Regions from separate parts of the Mus musculus genome. Here regions 2, 3, 4 and 5 are each linked to region 1. The links are chromatin loops, found by intact Hi-C in ENCODE. Cell type or tissue: gastrocnemius. All regions are shown on one strand.

Region 1 (5,000 bases):
ACAAATCAATGCAAGTTTGAAACAGAGAGCCCAGATCTTACCACCACATATCACTAACCAGCCAGGCCACAATCATCAAAGGTGCTAAGACCACCGAATAAAAAGGGAGGAATTAGGAATTCACAGTCTGAAAACTTCCCAGTATATATTACAAGCAAGCCAAAGAGGAGAAACAGGTCTTTCAAATGGAGCTCTCAGAGAGGTCCTAGCCTTACTTCAACATCTCCAGCAATGGGACAGACTCACCGACACTACGGTCCCCTGAGACGGACAACTATGTTTCCCTGAGAAGGGCCCCTGCAGGAGGAAGTGTTAGCCACACACCAGCAGCTTTTCAGTGATGCTCAATCCAGCTCTGCTACTAAATGTAGCAAAGCAGATAGAAACCACCCTAGAAACACTAATCTTAATCCTGGGGAGACCTTTCTGTTGTTATTGTTGCTGCTGCTGCTGCTGCTGCTGCAGTTTGACAGAGGTACTGACAGCAATTAGCCTGCACTGAGTTAGTTGCTCTCGCTAGTCTCTATTCCAAGGAGCATCCCAATCATCTTTTCATAAATTTGTCGGTTAGATCATAGCATCTCTAGGTCGAATCACTCAGAGGATGCACCGTGGCCTTGGTGTGATGCACCTTCAACATCAAGGCCACATATTCACAGCAACAGTTGTTAAATAGAAAGCTGCATTTTTTTTTTTTTGCCCTGTAACCTCCTATAGGCCCCACGTGCCTCTAAGCTTATTTTGAAAGATAGCTTTATTTCAAACAAGTTCAGTGAAGTGTTACTATTTTTGACAATTCAAATAAAAATACCCGCCTTTCCAACAGTAACCTGGAACCTTTTGATTCCTGTACTTTCTGGTTTATAGGACATGGCATCAGGACATCAGATGAAAACAAAACACAAAGTTGAATGCCATCGCAAGACACAGTGAATCCGTTCATCACTCAGACTCTACCACATTGTATCTCCATTTCCTCCTTAAAAATCATTGCCTTTAGAATCTTTCAGCACGTATCAGAATAATCTGGGATCTCTCTCTCTCTCTCTCTCTCTCTCTCTCTCTCTCTCTCTCTCTCTCTCTCTGTCCCCCTTCCTCTCTTCCCCTCTGAACTTCCTCATTTAAGGTCTATTTTTGTTCACTGTCACATTTTGTGTGGGCCATATAATTTTTTAGTTGGTCGTAAAACTATTAATATTATTATGTCATCTTAGTGCACTCTACTATTATTAAATATTTGTTTACATTGTTTGAATTTTAAGATATGGATTATAATTACCCATTATTACTTATTGGCAAAATGATGGTTTCAATGCCATCCTTGTCAGAAAACAGTTGTCGGAATTTTAACAGCAAAAAGCATTAAAATTCTGCATGTTAACCTGCATAACCCCTCTCTAGGCTTTCAAAGCGAATGAGAGAAGCACTTGACTGCATCGGCTCTAACTCGGCAGCTGGAATGCTTCTGTCCCCCACAAGAAGCAAGTACTGTGACACCCAGCCCTCCCAAAGAGGTGCTCTCTTGGTGTGGCTGAAACCTGCAGACTATTTCAAGGTTGGATCCCGGCCAGCATTGCTCCAACTCTGGGGACTGCTTGATGAGGCTAAACTGCCACTGTCAAACAACCCAAACTCAGGTTCAAGGGACACCCACATATTATATACTGTTATATACTGCTGTACTTCATAAGACTAGGGATGGATACAGACTGGGGCTACCTATCTGGCAAGATGCTAAGGGCTTCATAGGAATGGTTATATAAGGAGGCTAGCTCAGAGGCAGTTCCTAAGAACCAACTAATCCTGAGAGTGAAATTCTCACTACACTGCACAGGTACCCGGACAGTACCAGTCTAGCGCTGTGTGTAGTATCCAAAGTGCCTTCCCATCCTGACCTCAGGGTCCCAGTGGATGAAGTTCTTCTGTGAGCTTTGCCTCATAAGCCCTGCCTCAAACCAGCTTCACCTCTAAATCTTATAGGGGCAGAGCTCACAGACAGGTGTCCCACAAAATCTCTATAGAATAAACCAATTCATCACTCATGGACTCCACGACACACTACATCACCCTGGTGTTCTCCTAAATCTCAGACCCTTAGCATCTCTTTTTTTTTTTTTTTACAAGTCAGTGCCCCATTTTCTTGAAGTAGACTGAGAAGCTGAAGCTGTACTGTCCCCCCACCCCCACCCCAGTAGACAGGGTGAAACATTTTCATCTGATTATTAAAGACACTCATGACTCAGGGAAGTTTGAGAATATCCCTGGGGTCTAACTTGGTCTCTTCTTTCCACCACTCCATGGCAGCACTCCCTACGCTAATTCTGCAGTGGCCTGTGTCTGGCCCGTTGCCTTTGCCTTCCAGCCTGTGATCCAGCCTCCTTAACGCTCTTTTGAAATCTACCAGTGTCATGTTCAACTCTGTATCCTGTTACATACTTAACAGGATGCTGAGCGCAGGGGCTGCTAAGTAAGTTTCCACTGAACAAATGAATGGGTAAGTGAATATCTGCTGACAGCCCAGGTCTCTGTCAGAATCCCAAAATAACTTTGTAGACTTGCTCTCTCTGACACACCAAGACTCCCTGAGACTGTGGTCTTGGCACTGTACCTGGTGTAAGGGGAGCAACTCTGTCCTGTGAGTAGAAGAATCACCTGCCATTGATAAAGAGAGCAAACCACAGCATACTCCCATAGGAAAGTCCCAAGACAGAGAGCCCAGTCTGGTTAGTAAACATGCTTCCTTCGTGTTTGTTTAATTTTTCAAGGGGTAGAAATCCTTTCAATATCAAATCGATATGCTGTTTAATATGCAAACACTGTGTAAGCAAAGTAAATATGTAAGCAAAGGTATAACATAGAGGCAGTGAGTATTTAGGGATTAAGTTTTGAGGCCCATGTCAGGTGTTACAGCTGTGACTTTGATACAGAGAGAGACTGACCCCTGGCACATGCTAGTACAGGCCAGGACAAACTCAGGGACCATAGCACGCAGTTCCTCTGCCCAGTCGATATGTGAGCAGAACACTCAGCAACCGCATATTTCTGCCCCGAGTCTGAACATTTTCCAGAAAGAAATGCTTGAGTTGCAGTTAGAATAAGAAACTGAACAAGCTGTAATGGCCCTAGGATTCTGCTTGTGCCAGCTTGGAACCTGAGATTTCCCTGAGCCCTGAAACTCCTTTCATCTTGAAGCCAAGCCATATTCCACCTGAGCCATGCAGAGCTCACTGGCCTGCATGTGCCCTTGCTGAGCCAAGAGTCTCCCCAGAGGTTGCAGAGCTCTGAGCTAACAGGTGGTCAGACATGACCATCTCCTGCTCTCGAAGCTATTGCGTTATAGTGAGCTTTCCTTCAGTAGCAGTGACAGCAGAGACAAGAAGGGGGAAGAGGAGGAGGAGGAGGAGGAGGAGGAGGAGGAGGAGGAGGAGGAGGGGAAGGGGGAGGAGGGAGAGGAGGAGAAGGAGGAGAAGGAGGAGAGGAAGGAGGAAGAGGAGGAGGAGGAGGAAGAGGAGGAGGAGGAGCAAGGATTCAGGCACAAGAGGTTCCTGTAAGATTCCTAAGTTAAGGGCTACTCAGTGTGCTGAAATAATGCTATAGCCACAAGGAGAGGCTCAGAAGAGGGAAGGGAGATGGTCTAGAATGCACAGTGATTAGTATTTAATCATCAATTCAAATTTCAAAAAATTTCCATTAACACATGCTTATAATAACTAATCGGGGATACAGTGTGTTGTCCTTCAATACATGAATATGAATATGGTATGCAATGATCAGGCCATGGTAAGTGGCATATCCACTATCTAATTATTTAAACAATCACATTATTTAATTCCCTTCTATAGATGTCTGTGAAAAAAAAAAAAAGAGCATATAACGCTTTTGGCAAAGTTTGTCTTTCCTTCATTATCTTTTCCTTCATTATCTTAAACAATTCTTTCCTGTGATTAATAGGAGGAGCTGAGCAAGGTACAGTGTGCATCAGTGGTGCTTGTCAGAGCAGAACAGGGTGACAGAAATGTCGAGCAGAGAGGCCTGCACAGCATGGGGAATCTGAGCTTTGTCCTGGGACTCATCACAGTGAGGCAATGGAGTGTGGGGAGCCTGGAAGGAAGTCTTGCACATGTGATGGCAAGCGTGCTACACTTAAAGAAAATTAGTGATCCTCGGCCTATTAAAATCAGATGGAATCAAAACTCACAAACATAAACTCCTATGACGAGATCTTTCTAGTCTCCATCTTTCCTTTTCCTCCTGTCATTTGCTAGACTATGAGAAAAGGATGTTCACTGCTAGACACCCAGTGGTTAGCTAGCACGGAGCCTGGCATATGGTAGGCTGTGATCACACGCTGGTGGGCAAATGCAGGAGCCAGAAGCTCATGTGTGTGCTGCTCACAGACAGATGATTTCAACATTTTTTTAAAGGCACTAGAAGTCTTATGTTTATAGTCATGCATATACTAATGTCCACTATAGACAAGGTTAAAAAAAAAAAACTTCTGTAAAAATGCTAAGGGAATAAGCAAAGAAAGATCTCACGTTAGAAGGCTGCATCTATGTACATGTTCGGGGAAGAATTGTCACAGTTGGATGTGGTTTAAGCCGATGTGGTCTGAAAGTTTGGTGCTCAGTGATGAGGTGGAGGGACCTTTAAGAGGCGGGACTTATGAGAAGGTGGTTAGGTCAGGAGATGTCTTTTTAGAGGGATGAGTGCTGGTCTCAGGAAGTGAGAGCCTAATGATCCTGGGATGCTATGAAGTGAAGCCATGAGGTTCCTTCTGCATGAGTCTGCATCTGTTTCTTTCTCCTGCTATGACCCAGCTGGAGGGTAGGGTGCTTATGCAGAGGCAGAACTAATGGGCCTGAACAAAGTTTGACTTTCAGCCTTCAAAGCTTTGGAGCTAAACACAAAATATGTCCATTATAAAAATCCTTGGTGTCCAGTATTCTTCAACAGCAAAAACAAGACTAACATAGGAAAAGGGTGTGGTTCAAGTATGA
Region 2 (5,000 bases), 66 kb before region 1:
GCAGTTGAAGAAGAGAGGGCCGATTTTTTCATTTTCAACCATAATCATGGAAACATACTAACCCAAAATTGGATGAAATTCCATAGTTACCTCTTGCAGATGAGAACCATGACTAATATGCAAAACATATAAAGTATATATTGTTAATTGGCCTTGGCTTACACATTCAATTACCCTCAAATCTGGGCATAGGTGGATACTCCCTGTCATCACGGCTTATGTAAGCTGATGGTACTACAAACTTGTATGCTACATTTGTGCAATCAAATTAATAAGAAAATGAGTATTTTAGTAGAGACCAAGTCCTGAAAAAGGTGTATAAAATTTGAAGATATTAACATTTTTGTGAGCCATATTTCAAGCAGTGAAATCTCTGTTACTTTACTGTTTGTTTCTTTGATAACAACTATTCGCCTGTACTCATCAGTAACTGTTACTGTCTTTCTGGTGTGAGAATAAAAGGACAATTCCAATGTCAAGTTTCTTTTATTAATAACAACTAAATAACCACAAGTAAATGGAATAACAAAAATAAAAATAATAAAATTTAAAAACTCATTGGCTTGCTTAAATTGTAACGGATACAAATTTATAAAGCATCGGGCCATAATCTGTTGTTTAAAACTGTTGATTGAACTCATATGACAATATCTTGAATAAGTATGTGGAGAGAAGTAAAAGAGAGACAGAGGTAGGAGCTGAAGAATCTCACACCCAAATAAAAAGTGTGTTGTCAAGTTTGTAAAGGTTACAAGCTTGTAAAGTATTTCTCAATCAGTCAATACATTATGTAATTTGAATTACACTGTAATCTAAAGTCCAATGGAATGTATATATTTGAGTTTTACTTAAATTTAATCAAACAAGGTTTTCTCTGTACTCAGAGGTGATAGTGATTTTTTACTTTCTTAGCAGTTCTAAGTTGTTTCTAAGCATTTGATAATTTAATTTTCAATAAAGCCCTAGGAAGCATACTCAGTTATTTCTATGTCAGAGAAGAGCCACGGGTGCTAGTGAGTTAAGTAGCTTGCCTACTTCCTGTTAATAAGTGACAGAACTTGAACTGAAACCAAACTTGAGTGGCTCTTGAGCCAAATTCTAGCTCATATTGATCTAATGTGGTTTTAAAACGTAAAGGCCTGGAAGAGACTCTCGGTGTCTATTAACTATTAGTTCAGAGACCTTGGGCAAACCAGTGAACTTCTCCAAACTTCAATTTTCTGATGTTATATAACAAAGCCAATGAAATAGCCCAAACATTCTTGCCAAGGTGATGGTAAGGACTCAGGAGCTAATGTAGGAAGACTGTCGAGTACTCTAAAAATACCACTTCTTACACGATTGTGTCTTAACAGTTTGTAAATGCTGAAGTCCTCCATGTGGTCACAAAATGAATAAACCAGAGATCTCATTAGAGAAAGCGTGTTTAGGAAGCCACTGGAGCAATCTTTTCTTCCAGTACTACTGAAGTTTTTGATAGGTAGCCCAGGGTCAGTCTCAGTGTTACATAGACCATATACTTGTACTCCCTTTGCCTTGTATATCAGCACCCAGACATGATAGGATTAATTTGTCAACATGACAGGTGAGAAAGCAACGATTATATTCTTATCGCTCCCTGTTCATCCTTCTCCCTATCTCCACCCCTTTCCACACATATGAGAAGAAAGGCATCTGCAAGCCAGGAAGAAAGCCCTTACCAGACATGAAGCCAGTTAGGACCTTGGTCCTGAATTTCTCAGTCTCCCTAAGTGTAGGAAATAAATGTCAAGCAAGCCTTAGGTATTTTGTTATGGCAGCCCAAGCAGATTAATATAACGAGTATCGTGTTCGCCTCTCCTGCTGCCAATGTCACCCAAAGAGCAGGGCCAACTGAGCCCTGTTCAGCTGCCAGCTGGGTACCAATGCAGTCAGATAAGTCACAAGAGAAGCTGACAAGCTGGGGCTGTGTCCTGCGGAATATACAAATGTCCTAGGCAAGGTTAGCATGAATGGAGTCCAGTATAAAGCTGTTGCAGTTCATCTAGTTGTATAAATATTTTCAGGAAAACATTTATATTAAACAAGAAAAATGGAAGTAGGCTAATGAAGGTAGAGTTCCATACCTGTTACTAAAACGTTAAAAGGTTGCAACCAAATCCAAAGAGTGAAGGACAGAAACATTCACATTGATAAAATTACAATTGAACTAACTGGTCAAATAGAAGAACTTCTAAGTGACAGGGACTTGGCTTCACTGAACCTTGCTTGGTTCTTTCTGGATGGCCCCATTCATGTTTCCTGAGCTAGATGGAAAACTGGCTGAAGTGTGTACGTATAAAAATAAGTATGTGTCTTGATTTTAACACATAAACATAAAAATATGTAAAAAAAAAAAGCTTGCTTCTGCAACTTCTTTTCTTTGGGGTGAGTAGAAATCTTATTTCTTGGGAGTCATGTTTTCATTTATGAACATAATAATGTTTTCACATGCAAATATATTTGCCTAGAAAGGGATATCCTAAATTCTCGGTGATTAAAAAATCATGTTAAACTGTATTTTATTTCTCCTTTCCCACTAATTGTCTTCTGTATGATTTAAAGAGAACATCTGGTAAGCATTTATTGGACACAAGACACCACTCCAGGTACTTACAGTAACAAAATTCAAGTTGCTTTGCCAATCTCTATGAAACCAGAAACACAAATTAACAAATTGTATTCTGGCTAATACATATCTTCAGCCTTCTTTGGGGTTTCTTTGCAGGGGCCCCATGACTAGGTTCTGGCCAATGAGCTATGAATAGCAATGATTAACTTGCAAGTCATGCCCTTAGACGGAGCATGTGTACTCCTGTAGATAACTTCCTATTTGAACTCTGGAATGTGGAATGAGTGGCGAGTTGAGCCTGCAGAACAGAAGTGAGGAGCCCAGGGCCCTATGTGGAAAGATGTAGTAGTCTGGGTGCCCATTGCACTGCCCCAGCATTCCTGGATTACTGATGGGACATGAGCCTCTTCAGAGAGCCATTGTGTCCTTGAGCAGTCTCACAGTAATTAAATTGCGCTTTCGTTAAAAGGAGATTTTGCAAACTTGTAATAAGGCCTCTCTACCTCAGTTTTGCTGTTCAACCACAGAAGTCATGCATGGCAGGGACTCCTCACAATCTCACAGAGGAAGTGGAGAAAACACAAGCTTAACCAAATATCTTTCCCATTACATCTTTCTCACACTAACAGACAGAAATTACTAATTTGTAAGACATTAGAATTATGCTGTGTAGCTCTTTGCCTTTTTTTCCCTTTAGATATTTTGTGTGGGTTCTACGTGAGTTCATCTCTGGTCTCCTACCCGTATCTTCTCTGGCTCAGCTGTGTCTTATTTTTCACACTGCTCAGTGTCTTTTCTTCTCTAGCCCTACTCAATATTCTTTCTTCCTGTGTCAACTGTCTCCTCTAACCCTACTCTGCCCCTGCTCCAATCCTACTCTTCTGCCTCCTGGACCCTACTCTTCTCCATTTAGCCCCCTCTGGCTTTTTATATCTTCTCCTGTTCCCAGAAGTCCAAGAGGCAACTGACACTGAAGGTCATAGGGTCATGCAGTTCTAATAACTAGGCGTTCCCAAAGAGTCAGCTGACTAGCTACTGGGGATCTTTTAAAGGGCCAGACATGCAAAATAAACCAGACTACAGTGCTGCTTTGTAATTCCTGATCTACTGATCTCAAAGGATTATAAGAAGGCTTCAGTTTCCTTGGATTGGAATTAGGGCTACAGACCCTTCTTTTTCTAGAAAAAGCCTGACAGCTACCCACACCTCTATCTATTCCTTACAAAATGTTCTACTAGAGAAACTGGAGTATGCTGCTTCTGGGCTGTGAAGTGGTGCATTAAGAGGCTGAGTCTGGCATGACCTGGGTAGGGACAGATTGACATGGTTCCTGCCCCTGGATAGGGCCAGCAGGAAGTGTCAAAGGCTGCTGTGGATGTAAGGCTCTATTTGTCTTTCCTGTTAACATTAATGACTCCATGATAATCGGAGGCAACACAAGTTTGGGAGGTGAAGGTGTGGCAAAAGTCTCAGCAAAATGGCAAATGCCTTCAGGACAGCCCTTCAGGCTGTGCAAGAGAACTCTAAAACCATGAGTTGGAAAACATGTAATTTCTCAACTATACAAAAATATAAGGATGCAGTATGAATTGTATAAGGGGCTTCCCAGATCTAAAGGAGCAGAGGCAGCTGCACTATGAGACAGCCTGTCAGAAAGATACTAAGGACAGAGATAAAGAGATTTGGGAGTGATGATCCCAAGGAAAGAGTATACCCAGACAAGTCTTTTGTTTGTTTGTTTATGCTTACAAATGCAGGCAGATTCCCGAGTTCAGGGTCAGTCTGGGACAGAGATAATTTAGGTCTAGGTGTGGTCTATATCAGGACAAGGTCCCATCCAGCTAAATTTACAAAGGCAGGCAGATCTCTGAATTCTTTGGCAATGTTAAAAAAGGGGGGAAATGTACTTGCTGCCTCTTCCTAAGAGTCAGGGAGGTGGGGGGGCTAACTAAGGTCATAGAATGCAGGTTCATGGGATAAATTCAGTTCAGAGGGAACTGAATTTATATGTAAATTAAAAGCTGGGCCTTTGGTCTACATGAAATGAGCTAGCAAAAGTTGATAGCATACTTTCTTAGAATTTTTCTCTAGTAAGAGCAGAGCCATCTGAAGATCTCGGGAGAGTGAAGACAGCTCTTCCAGAACTTTTTCTAACAGAATTTCTGATTTTGGTAAGAAAATCCATGGAGAGCGAACAGAGCTCTTTTAGAATTTTTTTCTAACAGGATTTCTGATACCAAGAATTAGAGGGCCTCATAAAACTGCAAAGCTTCTATAAGGCAAAGGACACTGTCAATAGGACAAAATGGCAACCAACAGATTGGGAAAATATCTTTACCAATCCTACATCTGATAGAGGGCTGATATCCAATATATACAAAGAACTCAAGAAGTTAGACTCCAGAGAACC
Region 3 (5,000 bases), 100 kb after region 1:
CCACTGAGCCATCTCGCCAGCGCCTTGAATAACGTATGTTCAAAAGGAAGCCTAGTTCAGACCTTTAGCACAACAACGCTTGAATTTCACTTAAGCCTTTGATCCTACAGGACACTAGCCACTGTCTTAGAACATTTCCTAACCACCTTTTGGGAAATAGGTTTGCTCTGGTGGGGAATTCCAGAGGGGAGGGGTGTGACCAGAAGTCCTCAGGGTTTGGGGGTCTACTCGTAAACCCTGGAACGTGATTGTAGAGTCAATTTATAAGGGAAGGAGAAAAACCACATGTTTCTGGTGTTTTGTGTTTTTTGTTTGTTTTTACATGAGTCCATATTCTCTCTTTAGCTACCAACGTGAAATTTAGACGGTTTGATAAAGTTATTTTAACTTGTAAAAGTACCTGGCTTTCCTGGGTGATGTGAAACACGGAATCAAATCGCAACACCCTTACCTAAAGGTCATGCTCTCCTGACACATACTTCTAACGCATGTTCACACAAGAATAGGTGAACGTCCAGCATCGGGAGGACAACAGTCTATGGGCTAACAAAGCAGGCTCATATGAGAGTGACCCCTGGAAATAAAGTGGGTCAACACACCATGAACGCTGCTATGCTCAGCCCATAAAAAATGCAACAACTAGCCCGCACAGCTCCTCCAGACTTTTCATCTTTTGAGAAGTAATGTACTTCACAGTTGGCCCAAGAACCAGCTCCCAGAAAAGACAAAGCCAAATACCAACGCCACAGCCGGCTGTGACAAGCCACAGGGATTTCTAACTGAGGCAGCCTCCTTCCCTTGATGCTGTTAGCGTATGAAAGCAGAACATCGGTGTGAAAGAGTCAAGTCAGTCAGGGTGACAATACATGGGTCCCATGGCAGAGAGTGAGCTCATTAATTTTACATCACCATTGAAACAGCTACCCAAAGCCTTTCGTTCTAGATCATTTTAAAAGTGATAACATTTATTTTTCAAGAAGGCATCTGGGCTTTAAAAATACCTTTGATGATTCAAAACACTCACCACCAAATGCTTGCTCTGATGGCCTGAGACTTGATGTTCACACAGAAAAGTGTTGCTATTTATTTTTCAAATTTTAAAAATTGATGCTTGATGCTAGACAGCCCTTATTTTTTTAGAAAATAAAATATACAGGAAAGTTCATAGCCCAAAGCACCCTACACGTTTAACTCCTTAACTGAAAATAAGGCCAAACAGTCCTTTTAATTTTTTTAACTTTTCTATTTACAATCCTGTGTGTATTCATTCTGTGGGATCCTGAAGTCATATAATTAGCACCTTTGTTTACCGTTTTAACCCCTGAACAGCTGTGGAGCTGTTTTATGATGATTTCAAGTCTACCTAACTGGTAGTTGTAAATCTGGGACATCATCCAAACTAGCAAAGGGTCTCTCAAAGGTGAAGCATCTGGGGAACTGGGGTCACAACTTCAGCCTGCATCCTATTTCCAAAGGACTCTCATTAATAAGAGCCTCAACCCCAGTAATCGCTTCAGTAGGACTCTCAATTAAATATGTCTGGGTAGACAGATACGAGCCACCAATAGCATCCTTGCTTGAATATAGTCAGGATTTTGTAAAATACTTCAAAATTAAACAGTCACCAGTATGGGTGAGACAAAGACTCAGAAAATATACAACATTCCCGATGGTGTGTGTCACCTTCTGAGTTCACATCAGTGAGAGACAGTTCCTGGTTCTCTCATTAGGATCTAGGAAAAAATGGTAAGAGAATAAGAAATGCTCATGTCTATTCTCAAAAGTCCAAGAGCAGGGGGCCTTTTCCCTCTCTAGTCCATCATGTCATGAAAACTCCTAGGCCCTGCTCAATAACAAAACTGCATGATCATTATTGTAAGAAAAAAGTCCTTTTAGGGAGAAAGTACATTAAAACTAGTTTAACTATCTGCCTCACACTAAAATGAAACTGATAACTTCTTCAATTATTTGTTATCTTTTCATCTTGGGAAAATCTAATCAGGACTGGAGACGACTCAGCAGTGAAGAACACTGGCTGCTCTTCCAAAGGACCAGGTTCCATTCCCAGCATCCACACAGCGGCTCAGAACTGTCTGTAACTCCAGCTCTGGGGGAGCTGGCATCCTCTTCTGGCCTCTATGGGCACTGGGCACACACAAGGTACAAATACATATATATATAGGCAAAACACTCATACACATAAAATAAAATAATAATAAACGAAAAAGAAAACCAACAGTACACAGTATAGAACATACCTGTAAAGACTACACTAGGGAGTTGGAGGCAGGAGGATTATCATAAGTTAGAGGCTGTCCTGGGCTATATAATGAGACTCTTGTCAGGATTCTTTTAAAAGAGAAGAAATGGGGAGGGAGGAAGGTAAAAGGCTTCACCTGGAGTCCCACGTGAGTGTGTTCTACTAGCCCTGTCTGCATCGAGCACACAAACTTAGACATTTTCAATCTCCCTGTAATATTTCTCCATAAGAGAGGTGAGAACAAATCATTTAAGCAGCCATCTTTATTCTCCCAAACTGGAGAACTAGCTTTCCTTCCACTTCCTCAACAACACACAAAAGACTCCCCTGTAGATTTCCTAGCGCATATAAGAATGCTTACAAAGTCTGTAAACGTGTTTCTGCCTCTGTGTGCATATCCACACACAACACTCATCCTTTTGTGTGGTACCTCCTTTTCCAAACTCATTAACGGAAGTTCCACCCACCTTTGGGAATAAGACAACTCCCTCACTTTGTATAGACTTTGGGCACCATCGTGTGGTCAATCTGTGTCATTGCAACTTCAAACTTGAAGTTTAAATCTCAGGTTTACATCTAATGTCTGGGAAAATGCACGTGAGGATAAATTTAGCATCTTAAGTCTACATGAGATGCAAGATGAGAAACAGAGATCTGTGCATCCCACATCCCACACATATTTTACTGGTCATAGTATCCAATACAGTGTCTCGCCCCCACAAGCTGTTCAATAGCACTTTCTAAAACGTAGACTAGGAAGAAAATAAGGGAACAGTTTGAAATAAAAACCATTCAAGAATTCTTGGGGTAAATGAAGCACATATTCTTTATTCATTCTTCAACTGAAGGACATCTAGGTTGTTTTCAATTTCTGGCCATTATGAATAAAGCTGCTATGAACACAGTAGAGCAAGTGTCTTTGTGTGGTGGTGGAGCATCTTTTAGATATATGTCCAGGAGTAGTACAGCTGGGCCTTGAGGTAGAATTATTCCCAGTTTTATTTTTTTAGCAACTTTCAAATTGATTTCCAAAGTGGTTGTATAAGTTTGCACTCCCCCCAGCAATGGAAGAGTGTTCCCCTTGCTCCATACCTTCGCCAGCCTGTGCTATCTCTTGAGTTTTTGATCTTGGCCATTCTGACAGATATAAGGAGAATCTCAGAACCATTTTGATTTGCATTTCTCTGATGACTAAAGACATTGAACATTAGGTGCTTCTTGGCCATTCGATCCTGCTGTTGAGCTCTGCACCCCATTTTGTAACTGGGTTATTTGGGTTGTTAGTATTTAACTTCTCCAGTACTTTATAAATTTTGGCTATTAGCCTCTGTCAGATGTAGGGTTAGTGAAGATATTTTCCCAATCTGTAGGAGGCCATTTGTCCAATTTATGGTGTCCTAAGCCTTGCAGAAGGGTTTCGGTTTAATGAGGTCCCATTTATTGATCCCTGACCTTAGTGCCTGAGGCACTGGTGTTCTATTTAGGAAGTTGTCTCCTGTACAGAGGAGTTCAAGACTATTCCCCATTTTCTGTTCTATTAGATTCAGTGTATCTGGTTTTACATTGAGGTTTTTGATCCATTTGGACTTGAGTTTTGTGCAGGGTGCTAAATATGGACCTATTTGCATTCTTCTACATTCAGACATCCAGTTATTTACACAAAGGAATACTACACAGCCATTAAAAACGAGGACATTATGAATTTTGTAGGCAAATGGATGGGACTAGAAAATATCATCCTGAGTGAAGTAACCCCGATCCAAAAGAACATTCACAGTATGTACTAAATTATAAGTAGATTTTAGCCATAAAATAGAGAATAGCCACGATGGAAGCAAAAGGAAGGAGGAGGGGAAGGAGGAGGAGGAAGAAGAGGAGGAGGAGGAGGAAGAGGAGGAGGAGGAGGAGGAGGAGGAGGAGGAGGAAGAAAGAAAGAAAGAAAGAAAGAAAGAAAGAAAGAAAGAAAGAAAGAAGGAAGGAAGGAAGGAAGGAAAGAAAGAAAGAAAGAAAGAAAGAAAGAAAGAAAGAAAGAAAGAAAGAAAGAAAGAAAGAAAGAAAGAAAGAGAACCCAAGGGAGGATGGCTGAATATTTCTCAAAAAGAGAAAAAAATATATATATGGGAGGTCAATGGAAGGAGAGACTGAGTATAAGGAGGGGTGGGGAGGGGAGTGGGATGGGGCCTGGAAGATCATATATAGGGGGAGCAGGGGAGAGAGAGGGGAAATCAGTGGTTGGTGGGGGAATACAATCTTTAGGGTGTGCCACAAAACTGGGAGGGCTCATAGGGTCTATGGGGGCGACTCTAAGCTGAGACTCCTAGCAGTGGAGGAATATGGATCCTGAAATGGCTACTTCCTGTAGACAGGCAAGACTTCCAGGGGAGTGATAAGGACAGCAACCTACTCACAGAACCTTCTACCCAAAATCATATCCTGCCTACAAGATGTTCATGGACAAAGATGGTGCAGAGACTGAGGGAATGGCCAACCAATGACTGCTCCAAATTGAGACCCATCCTGTGGGCAAGAACCAGTCCTTGACACTCTTAATGATACTCTGATATGCTTGCAGACAGGAACCTATATAACTGTCCTCCGAGAGGCTCCACCCAGCAGCCAGTGGAAAGAGATGCAGAGACTCACAGCCAAACATTAGATGGAGATCAGGGAGGATTATGGAAGAGTTGGGAGGACTGACAGACTTGAAGAGGACAGTGACTCCACAGGAAGACCAACAGAG
Region 4 (5,000 bases), 150 kb before region 1:
CTTTTCAGGGCCTCTTCTTTTCAAGTGCACTGAGTAGTTGAGGGTTATTTACTACCCTTTTGGCTCAAGAACAGGGTTCTCTAAATATAACTTTCAAGTACAAGACGAACAGGATGATTTCCTCATTACCATTTCCTGGCATCAGGGCGGAAAGTTAACAGCATCAGTTAGCCCTCGAGATAAAGATACAGCTATGTGATACCTTACTGCACGTGGCAAGATAGAAAGGGCTCTCCACAATGCAACCCGTTTCCCCTGAGTTTGGGGTGTGTAAAAGCCAGCAGTGAGGATCATTGGCTCCCTCGGACTGGCATTTAGGGCAAGTGAAGCTGCCCGTTGTGGAGCAGAGGTGCCCTCACTTGGCACACCTCTACTTTCTCCTGGTGTTCTCGGTGACTGACACTTTGCTATCCTCGGTACTTTATCTGACGCAGTGTCAACAGCTTTTGCTTCCTGGGCAAACCTTCAAGTGAAAGTGAGACGCTGTTAAATAGCAACAGCACTGACCCCACTTCATTAGCAAGGAAGCACCTTAATTGAGGAGTGAGAGAGGCAAGAAGGAGAGCCAGCAAACTCATGGCACCAGGCAGTCAACTGCCACAATCAAATGCCATCAACAATGGGCTTGTTTGGCCAGCCTGACTTTCCTTACAGCCCAGTGACTGAGCAGCAGGAGATAGCTGTCTACTGCAAGTGGCTTCAAGAGAGCTGTTGCAATCCCCCTGGCACTGACCAGTGCTTGGGTGTGTGTGTGTGGCTTAGCAGTAAGGCACACGCCTCATTGCACAGGGCCCAGGGTTTGAGCCTGAGCAGTCAAAAAGGAGAAGGAAGAAGAAAGTCCCATATGAAGAAGTGGCAAGAAAGAAAGGGTTACTGGAATGACCACCCTGACCTCCACCTAGGAACTGACGGGAATATAACCTCATATTTTAGGAGTCACTTCTATAGTTCCCAGAATACCCACTATCCATTGGCAAAATAGGTTTCACAGGAAATGACATCCAGAGATACATTTTTTCACCCATTAATTCCCTTTTGTGCCAAGTCCCATTGATTTCCCAAATCCTCAACATTTCTCAGAAACTCAAAAAGATAATGAATTAGACAAGGTTTGGACTTAAAACTAAAAATGTAATGAACTCTTCCCAGTGGGACATTCTACAATCTACTGTGCGGTCCCCTCCGGTGTCTCCTGAGTTCTAATTCCTGCCTCAGAGAGGCAGATCTGCAAGCTCCAGTCACAATGTAAAATTGTGTTCAGTGTATACGGAAAGGCAGATTCACGGAGCGCTAGGCAAGTGCCCAGCTCTCTATAGAGAACTGATCTTTTCGTGTCTAAAGCAATGAGTAAAACTATTTCCTCCGTTAAAGAAAATACACCATGGCATCTCTTTCTCTACTGCCTTAGGTGTCAATGCGGTCAGCAATGTCATGAGGGAAGTGGCAATGGTTAGTTAACATCAGACAAGATGGGCTCTGCACATGGTGGTATGGCTGTAGAGAGTGGTCAGTTAATTTAAACAACAACATATTCTAAATAAAGATCTAACTACTAAAATACTAAGAAAAACATATGCCAAATCAACCATAAATAAATAAACTAGTAAACTTGATTGTTCTAAAAGCAATTTGTCTCATGCCATGTGTTGGACAGCATGATATTTTTAGAAATAAAGACAACCCCCTTTCACCTGGACACCCACTGAAGATCAGGAGGTAGAAGAAAAGAAATTCAAACCACAATCCAAAGTTCAAGGAAAAAGATGACCCGAAGCAAGAGGGGGAAAGATATCAAGGATGTAGCAACTGAGAACTAAAGGAATCAGTGAATAGAAAAAAAAAATTCTCCAGATTGTAGAGGACTGGGGAACCTCCTCAGAAGAGGGAGCAGAGGTTGGGCGCTGCTTCTGGGGCGGGCTCTGAGGTGGCAGTGCCCAGTGGGAGACCCTCTGGGGTAAAAGGAACAGCATGCGCTGGACGGTACATCCTTTGAGCTACAGTGTTCCCTGGCATAGATACTTGTAGCTTCTCTAGAACACACGGATACAGAGAAGACAGCAGAGGAATGCCCCTGAACTGTTACCTTAGAAATTATGTCCCTTGTAAAACGGAAGCCATCGTCGGGCTTTTCAATTGCACGTCAAATGCACTATCAGTAAGCACTTGGAGTAGGAAGTTACTGTGTCATTAGATGTGGCTTTTACATTACAGATCCTATTCTGTGTGCTAAACTATAATCTTGTATCACAGCCAAGGCACTAAGATAATTATCTGAGATAAAATAATAATGACACTTTGAAATCTATGAACATGTTAAGAAACAAATTAAAAATTACTGAGTAGAAGCTAAATAATTTCTTGAATCTCTGCCTCTTATTTTTTTCTCACAAAACTCTTTTTACTAGCAAAAACCCTTTTGTATGTATTTTTGAACTGATTAAGATTTGACACTCCCAGAGACAGGGCCACATTATGAGAAGCGGAAGATGTACTCAAGAGAAAGGTTTACTCAATCCAAAGACGGCTAGTGAACCTTTCTTCTGATATTGGCCATATTACAGTCTGCAATACCAATAATGATGTATAAACTGTCTTTGGTATTTACCTCACTCACTCAGTCCTTACTTATGGGAATTTGTTGAAAACAAAAAAAGTTCAGACAGAATTATGACCATTAGCATAAAGAGAGTTAGTGTTTTTGCTAATTTCTAAAATCTAACCAGTGAAACAGTTGTGGTCTCTATGGTCCAACTAGTTCCTTGATATTGTGTAACTCCAGGGGGCGCCACTCACATACAGTTCACCATGGATGCTATCCTCCAGGCCACATGTAGCAGACCAGTAACCTGCGTAAGGCATTCTACATGCATTGTCTGTAGAGTGCAGAAAACACCCTGCGAACTCCAAAGCTTTCTGTATCACTAAAAGGAAAAGCAGTGGCTCTCAGGAGGGACACGATGTGCACTCTAGCCTGTTAATTCTCTTTGGGCCCAATTTAAATTCCATCAAATCTTAGAGACAGTAAATTCTTGGGTCACAGCTGCTTCTGTTTGATACCCCAGCTTTACACAGACATCTTCACTTTGTACATTTTAGTGGAGGCAAATTAATCCATTTCTTAAAAAAAAAAGCTGAGATCTTTAGTGCAGTTCAAAGTAATTTTTCAAATATATCCTATTAGTCATCTGTGAGCCTTGATGCCTATGTTTCTGCTTGGCCTAAGAAACTGCACATGAGCACACTGTTGGCCTATAGGTGACCTACAGAAGGGCACCACAGCTTGAGTTAATAATCAGCTGAGATGTGGTGCAGAGACAGGATTGTGCCCTTAAAGAACAAGCAGGGTGGTTTCCCACAGTTTCAAGTGAACAAACTCAGCCATTTCCCTTCACTTCAGACTTCACTTGAGTGGTCTGAAGGTAGATTATTAATTTTAGAGGATTCCCAGGAATCTTAGCTTTTTTCCTTAGGGATCCAACTGCACACCGAGTTACCAACTTAGGGTTGATAAGGGCAAGATAAGAGACACAGTTATTTGAAAGTGCCAGTACTAACTGTGATCTGATTGTGAGCCCTTTTATTTGGGGAGTTCTGTTTTCTCGCTTGCCTAGCTCTTTGATATTTCATTTCAAATTAGGTCATAATTAAAACTTATGTCCATTAAAAAACAACAACAATAGGTTTTTGCTAAGGTAAAGATCAATCCAGATGACTCCTATCTAAATTCTGTTTGTAAACAATGAAAATCATAGAGATTGCATTTTGAAGGACATTGTCTTTTTACCAGTCAAGTGGCAGCACACTTATGTGAATTCTTCAGTACAGGTCTTCAGCATCAGCGCTCTGATAAAGGTCATTACAATTTACATAGGGAGTTTCAAGTGGCTGGGATGCTTATTCTTAAAAAAACAAACAAAAACAAAAGACAATTCGAGTGTTTACTCTGTATTTTGCACTGCAGTGTGGTAATTTTTGAGGGATGCTTATGCTGTCTTCTGTGTTGAGGGTCAGCACCTGAACACAGTAAGCCAACACCTCATGCATAAGTGAATTCCTAAAAAAAAAAAATGTCCAACAGTTTAACTGGGGGGGGGGGCGGGGGGGGGGAGATGAAGCAATAAACCCTGGCGGGGTGCACTCTACCACGCTCAAATCAAAGGGAAATGGCTGATTAACTCCCCAGAGAGTGCACCTAATAAGCTATACACTCTAAATGACGCTATCCAGCTCAGGAAGGCAAGTGCTTTGTACACTGACATGACTAACATATAAAGTGATTAAAAAAATACCCAATTTTCTTTAAAATTAATACATATAGGAATTAAACCCCTTAGAACGTTTTTGTGAATCAAACGTTCTTATTTTAATTTAAAATTTTTATTTAATTTATGTTAATATTAAAGATTTGTCAATGATTACACAATATCCTTTGAATTTTTTATTTTGGGATTTTCCCCAGAGTATTTAAAATGGAAGTGATCCATTTTCCTCAAATTAATTTCACATTTTATATAAGCCTGTTAGTTACTTCTCTGGTACGGTGACATAGAAGGGCATCTCTGACTCTGAGGTGACTCCAGTTTCACTGGCTCTGCAGGTGTATTTACAAGGAAGAACCACGAGCTTTCAGTGGGGCGCTGTGACCGCTCACCTAACTGATCCAAACCATCTGAACGGTCTCTTAGACTAGGCTCTCAGACTCTCACACATTTACAGTGAACTGGTCCAAGAAAGCATTGCACTTGTTTCTGTTTCCATATTAAAGACATCGACACAAATGACACCAATTACATCTAAAATGAGAACTTGTATTATGTCTCCTTATGTACGTTCCATGAATCATAGCCTTAGTGTTGGCTGTAGTGGCAGGGCAACTCAGTGGGCAGTGCTCAGGGAACCAGTTGAAACATGGCTGTACCAGTATTTCATATGCTGACACATTAGTTATCTATCATTCATCATTTGAGACTCTGTTCAACAGTTACTGAAACAATCATATT
Region 5 (5,000 bases), 81 kb before region 1:
CTCAATGTCATTCCCCACTAATGTATTTTTAAGAACAAGTAACGCTCGATGAGTTTGTTATTCATCTCCACATATTTGTATATCAAGGGCTTTTACATAAGCATTTCGTGTGAGTCTCCTCTCACTGGAGGTCTAAAAATTTTATCATTTGTACCATCCATAGGCTGTGAGAAAAATGACGCGTAAGATGTCACTCATTACTAAATGTGCATATTTCCTCTCAAATATTCTCAAGGTGTGTTTTCCTCATTAATGCCAAATAAAGGTCAGACACTTTGGATCATGTGGGAAATCACAAGGAAAATCTAAATCAAATCCCAAGCCACACAGTGCCTTTAATATCACTGTGAAAATGCACTGTGAAGCCTGAGGTGATAAGATAGCATATCTTAAAATGACTTGAAACCAAAAATGGATTTGTGAGCAGTCTCAGCTCACTAAGAATGTTTCTTGACCGGTTAGAACATGAGGACACAGGCCTCACCTTAACATCCAAACCAGGGCAATTTCTTCACAATATTGACTTAGGGTGTTTATGAAGAAAGGTCACTATTAGAATATAATGCCAGGACAGAATTCTAGCAAGACTGGTTGTTCTAACCCTTGGAGAAGTCCCTCTGGTTATCCCTTCATTTTGAAGAGATTAATGAGTTGTCTTAATTGGGAAGGAAAGAAGGAAGGAAGGAAGGAAGGAAGGAAGGAAGGAAGGAAGGAAGGAAGGAGTCAACTTGGTGAGCACGTTCATGGGTGCAACATGACCCCTGTGTAATAAATCTTTCTAGAAGCAGGTCATCTTTTCCAGATGGGCCCTGTCTTCACTTTTCTCATGTGGGACTTGGCAGATGGGACGTTCTGAATCTGAGAGGCCACCTCTCTGCTGACAACTGCTTTATATAGCCATCAGCGGTGAACTCTTACTGGGGCACGTAGGGGATCAGAACTGTTGAGTCATGTCTGGCCAAGAGAGTCTGTCATCTCTCAGTCCTCTGCCCACCAGTCCATCCCAGCAGCAATGCACCACACTGTTGCAAGACAGCCAGACTTCCAGCCCGAGAGAAGGCAAGACTGGCTGTCAGTACCATACTGGTTTAAGGAGGTATTTTGTGCAGAGATCACAAGGAAGAACAATCTTTGCATTTCTGTCTGTGATCTCTTGTGTACAGATCTGGAGCTTGGGAAGAAGCAGGAAGGAATGGATGGCTTTTTACCACCCTGAAATAGCTGTACAGCAAGACCAATTTAGTGGTTTGCTTCCATCACTTACTACTCATAGGTCTGTGGAAGATCCCTTACCTGAAACAACTGCCTTCTCATGTTTGGATAGGGGATGACACTGTGGTTCTCATTAGTTGCATAGCTCTGTGCTTGGTACAGAGTACCGCCTATGGCAGATGCTATTCTGTTTGCTTCCACGATGCTAAGGGCCCAGGTTATCAAAGCCCCAGTTTAGAAAGGGCCCCAACATCGTCCGTGCATTCCAGTTTCCCTGGCTTTATCTCTGTTTTGGTTTAATGCCAGGATTCTTGATTTGGGATTCATGGAATCTCCCTCTCTAGGAACTAGCTACAAATATTTGCAGTCATGCTTGTTTTTCAGAGAGAGAGAGAGAGAGAAATCAGATTAAATCAACTCACAAAGACTGTAATTCAAAGAGATTAAAAAAATACTTATATGTTTCTGAAGAGTTACAGGCAAACTCAGTATATTTTTGTAAATCAGATCTGATTTTTAATTTACCAGAAAAGCCCATGAGTACAGGAAGTCTACAATGGATCTTTCTGTAGGCAACGACTTATATTGTAACTGCGTATTTAATCCAGACTATTTCAGTACTGTACAAAAGATTCAGATCTTCACATATCAAGTTTAATCAAAATAAAGTGCATGGTGATATTGCATGCATAGTAGCTAGTCCGTGCATAATTTCCAAGAGAGATTGAGGGGGGGAGTCATGGTCAAGTTGAATGGGAAGGGAAAGGAAGAGCTGTATGCGATTCTTGCTCAATCAGTGAGAGTCCTAATTATCCCACATCCAGACACTGTCTAAATGAAGAAATAGAGGTTCTGAAAGGCCATGTGATTCGCCCAAGGTCATCACGTAGTTACGGACAATGAGGAATCGCAGCTGTGAAAACCATGCTGGTGATTATGAAGATGATGACAGGGCAGTGATCTACGGAGCAGTCACTTGAGCTAAGCCTCTTAAAGACTTAACCTCTCTACTTGAGCTACAACCACGCAGCAAGATTTTATTACCTCTACTCAGCAGATAAAACACTGTGCCCAGGGCTCTAGGGTCAGAAAGTGGACAACTCAGAAAGCAAACCAACTCAGAACTCTGCCTTGCCTTGCAAGGCTGCTTTTAAACACTGCTTGAAACTGCTTCCCAGGACACAACAGGGCTGAGGCACACAATCTTGAAATACAAGTAGTTAAAAGGCTGTGTAGGAAGGATGTATCTGCAGTCTTTAAGGTTTATTTACATAATTGGATGGAGTTTTAAACAATATCCACATCATGTACAATCTTTGTGGACATGCCCCTCCTAGTCTCCAGGCCAGGTGCATCAACCACATGAAATCTGTGTTCTCCCTTACCAGCCCTCTTTCTGGGACTCCATAAGCATTATGCACCGATGGCCTTGAAACTGTTTCTGATGCCAGCTTAGGACTGCTTTCCAGATCTGTCCCTGAGGCAGACAGACAAGGTGACTGTTTTCAGGAACTGTAGACGAAGCTTGGAGGCGGGACTGTCTCTGGCATAGATCACGGAGCAGGACAGGACACAGGTCAGCTTTCATGCTTTGGCACAGAATGACAAAGGATCTTGGGATTCTAAAATGATACTTGGCTGTCTGTGGTTCTAAAAATCAAGAACGGAGGATGAGAAGAATCACACAGAGGAAAAGTACGATCAGCAGAGCATGGTGAGGCAGTGACTCTTGAGCTGTCACTGAAGCAGAGCATGGTAAGGCAGTGGCTCTTGGGCTGTCACTGAAGCAGAGCATGGTAAGGCAGTGGCTCTTGGGCTGTCACTGAAGCAGAGCATGGTGAGGCAGTGGTACAACTTGGGCTGTTACTGAATGGACAAGAGCAAAGTTTGGGTGTGAGAAAGAAAAAGTACACAGAGGTAAGGATCAACTTTTAGGGAAAGTCAATTTCCGATCTTTGGTCTGAGCAGCCCTCCAAGTTAGGGACTCCGGCTTCCACCTTTCAGATATGATGCACGGAGTGTGGGAGTCAAATTGGATATAGTAGACTGTGCTCAGCCTGCTCCTTCATGCTGTTCTGCCTTTTCAATGTAGCAGGACAGACTCATGCCAACTACGAATAAACAAGACTCCTGAGGGGGGTTCTCATCTATAACCCATTACTCAAAAATAATGGTCATATAAAAGCTATTAGTCATCATACATGTTCCTGGAATAGTCGTTACATTACAAACTATCTGAGTTTCTAAAATTATATTTGATTTTCAGGTATCTTGAGTATTACTGCAAGAATTCACACTTGTAATTATTTCAAGATCATGTTCTCAACTATTTGAAGTTAGCTTATTAATGTTGAACCTCCAAAGGTTTAAAAGAAATGTTACTTAGGCTGCTAATTCATAATCTCCAAAATGTATCTTCTCAAACTTTACATGTGATGCCATACTAAGTTGTACCAGCATTTAAGCTTTATCACCACATCTGAATTCTAGTCTTCTCTTAATCTCCAATATTGATATTGGAAGCAAAAACAAATAAATACAATTAAAAATTAAGTAATAGCATTTAGGATTGGATCAAAGTAACTATAATTTAAATTTCGTTTTGCCAGGCTAAACAACTGCTAAGCTAGTAGCTACCAGGAAGAAAGACAAAGATTAAACCCAGAAGTACTCAAGAATGAGATTTTTTTGGAGAAACTTTTCAAAAGCTAAGTCTATTATTTTCCTCAATCAGACATGTCACATATGACACAGTTAGGTTTTACTTTTAAATTGAAAACTTAATAACTTCTGAACCATTTCGAAGTTGTCTGCTGTGAAGTTTTTAAGTTAAAAAAATATAAATCAATATACCTGAGGGGGGAAAAAACCCAAACCGGATGGGAACACTTTCAAGGGCATCATTAATATTTCAAGCCAGCACGGAGGAAGAAAATAAGGCTGCACTCAGCAATGCCAAGGTTCCTCAGATCTACTGCCTCTGTGGCTATGGAAAACTCTTAATTTCTTTACATTTCAGTTCCTTCACGGACAGAAGAAATAGAATCAAACACACCCTTAGAGTATCACAGCGAAGAGTGAACTCTGACAGTCAGTTGGTAAAAAGTCTAGAATTATTATTAGCTATGTCTGGTTTCATCTTTAAACAGAACTGGTCCTGTGAACTGAAAGGGACGGTTTTAAAAACATTTCTTTACTGAGGTACTTCTATTGGACATTTTAAAAATTAATAAAATCCTGGCCTATGAGAGATAAACAAATGAAAAGTCATCAAAACAAGGGTGTCAAATTACCACCCATCCCTAGATTAAAGATTTTAAATCCTGTGTATCAACTGTGTATCACCTAGGTAAATATAAACAAACCGTAATTTATACAAAGACTAGTGGGACGGGAGGGTAAAATCACACTTTTCTGTGGCTGAAACACAGATCAGAACTAATACCAACCAGCCAGCACCTGCTGGGCACAATAAATGAACACAGCACACACTAAGATGACCTTCTCTATGATTTTTACAGTTTTTATTTTATTATTTCTAAATATTTACTCATGGTGAATTACATAGCTAGATACAAGCTATTTCTGTTTGCCTCTGGGCAAGGTATTTGCTTCATACTGAACAGGGGCAGAAAAATGCAAAAAAATGCAAAAAAAAATACACAAAGAACCCAACAACAAAAAAACCTCCAACCAAACAACTAACCAACCCCCCCCCCCCCAAGCCCCAGGGATTAAACAATGGTGAAATGTACTGGCTAACCATGGAAACCATAAACACTGAAATA

Evidence for each region. Hi-C counts contacts between places; a loop is a spot of excess contacts. Peaks named below come from ENCODE experiments on the same cell type or tissue, not always from the same donor. Only the 100,000 strongest peaks of a DNase experiment are listed, where the experiment ranks them.
Region 2: it touches region 1 in a loop (3-fold over the local background); 2 of 42 quality-filtered maps call a loop at or near these places.
Region 3: it touches region 1 in a loop (4-fold over the local background); 4 of 42 quality-filtered maps call a loop at or near these places.
Region 4: it touches region 1 in a loop (4-fold over the local background); 2 of 42 quality-filtered maps call a loop at or near these places.
Region 5: a loop joins it to region 1, with 3 times the contacts of the local background. A loop is called at or near these places in 3 of 42 quality-filtered maps.

What each region holds. Positions count from the first base shown.
Region 1 is chr2:77,606,462-77,611,461 of GRCm38, forward strand. The region is part of intron 3 of Zfp385b (zinc finger protein 385B); the gene reads right to left. Among named protein-coding and RNA genes, the nearest start is that of Gm13944, 150 kb to the left of the region's middle. In gastrocnemius, a CTCF peak has its summit at 2,303; DNase peaks (open chromatin) are centred at 3,251 and 4,348; H3K27ac peaks cover 1,423 bases.
Region 2 is chr2:77,539,996-77,544,995 of GRCm38, forward strand. All of the region lies in intron 3 of Zfp385b (zinc finger protein 385B), which reads right to left. Among named protein-coding and RNA genes, the nearest start is that of Gm13944, 80 kb to the left of the region's middle. In gastrocnemius, no CTCF peak of the experiment used is centred here; no DNase peak of the experiment used is centred here; H3K27ac peaks cover 1,699 bases.
Region 3 is chr2:77,706,689-77,711,688 of GRCm38, forward strand. All of the region lies in intron 3 of Zfp385b (zinc finger protein 385B), which reads right to left. Among named protein-coding and RNA genes, the nearest start is that of Gm35431, 56 kb to the right of the region's middle. In gastrocnemius, a CTCF peak has its summit at 2,775; a DNase peak (open chromatin) is centred at 2,772.
Region 4 is chr2:77,454,009-77,459,008 of GRCm38, forward strand. The region is part of intron 5 of Zfp385b (zinc finger protein 385B); the gene reads right to left. Among named protein-coding and RNA genes, the nearest start is that of Gm13944, 6.1 kb to the right of the region's middle. In gastrocnemius, a CTCF peak has its summit at 2,773 (motif pointing right); a DNase peak (open chromatin) is centred at 2,791; H3K4me3 peaks cover 182 bases; H3K27ac peaks cover 817 bases.
Region 5 is chr2:77,525,579-77,530,578 of GRCm38, forward strand. All of the region lies in intron 3 of Zfp385b (zinc finger protein 385B), which reads right to left. Among named protein-coding and RNA genes, the nearest start is that of Gm13944, 65 kb to the left of the region's middle. In gastrocnemius, no CTCF peak of the experiment used is centred here; no DNase peak of the experiment used is centred here; H3K4me3 peaks cover 792 bases; H3K27ac peaks cover 2,032 bases.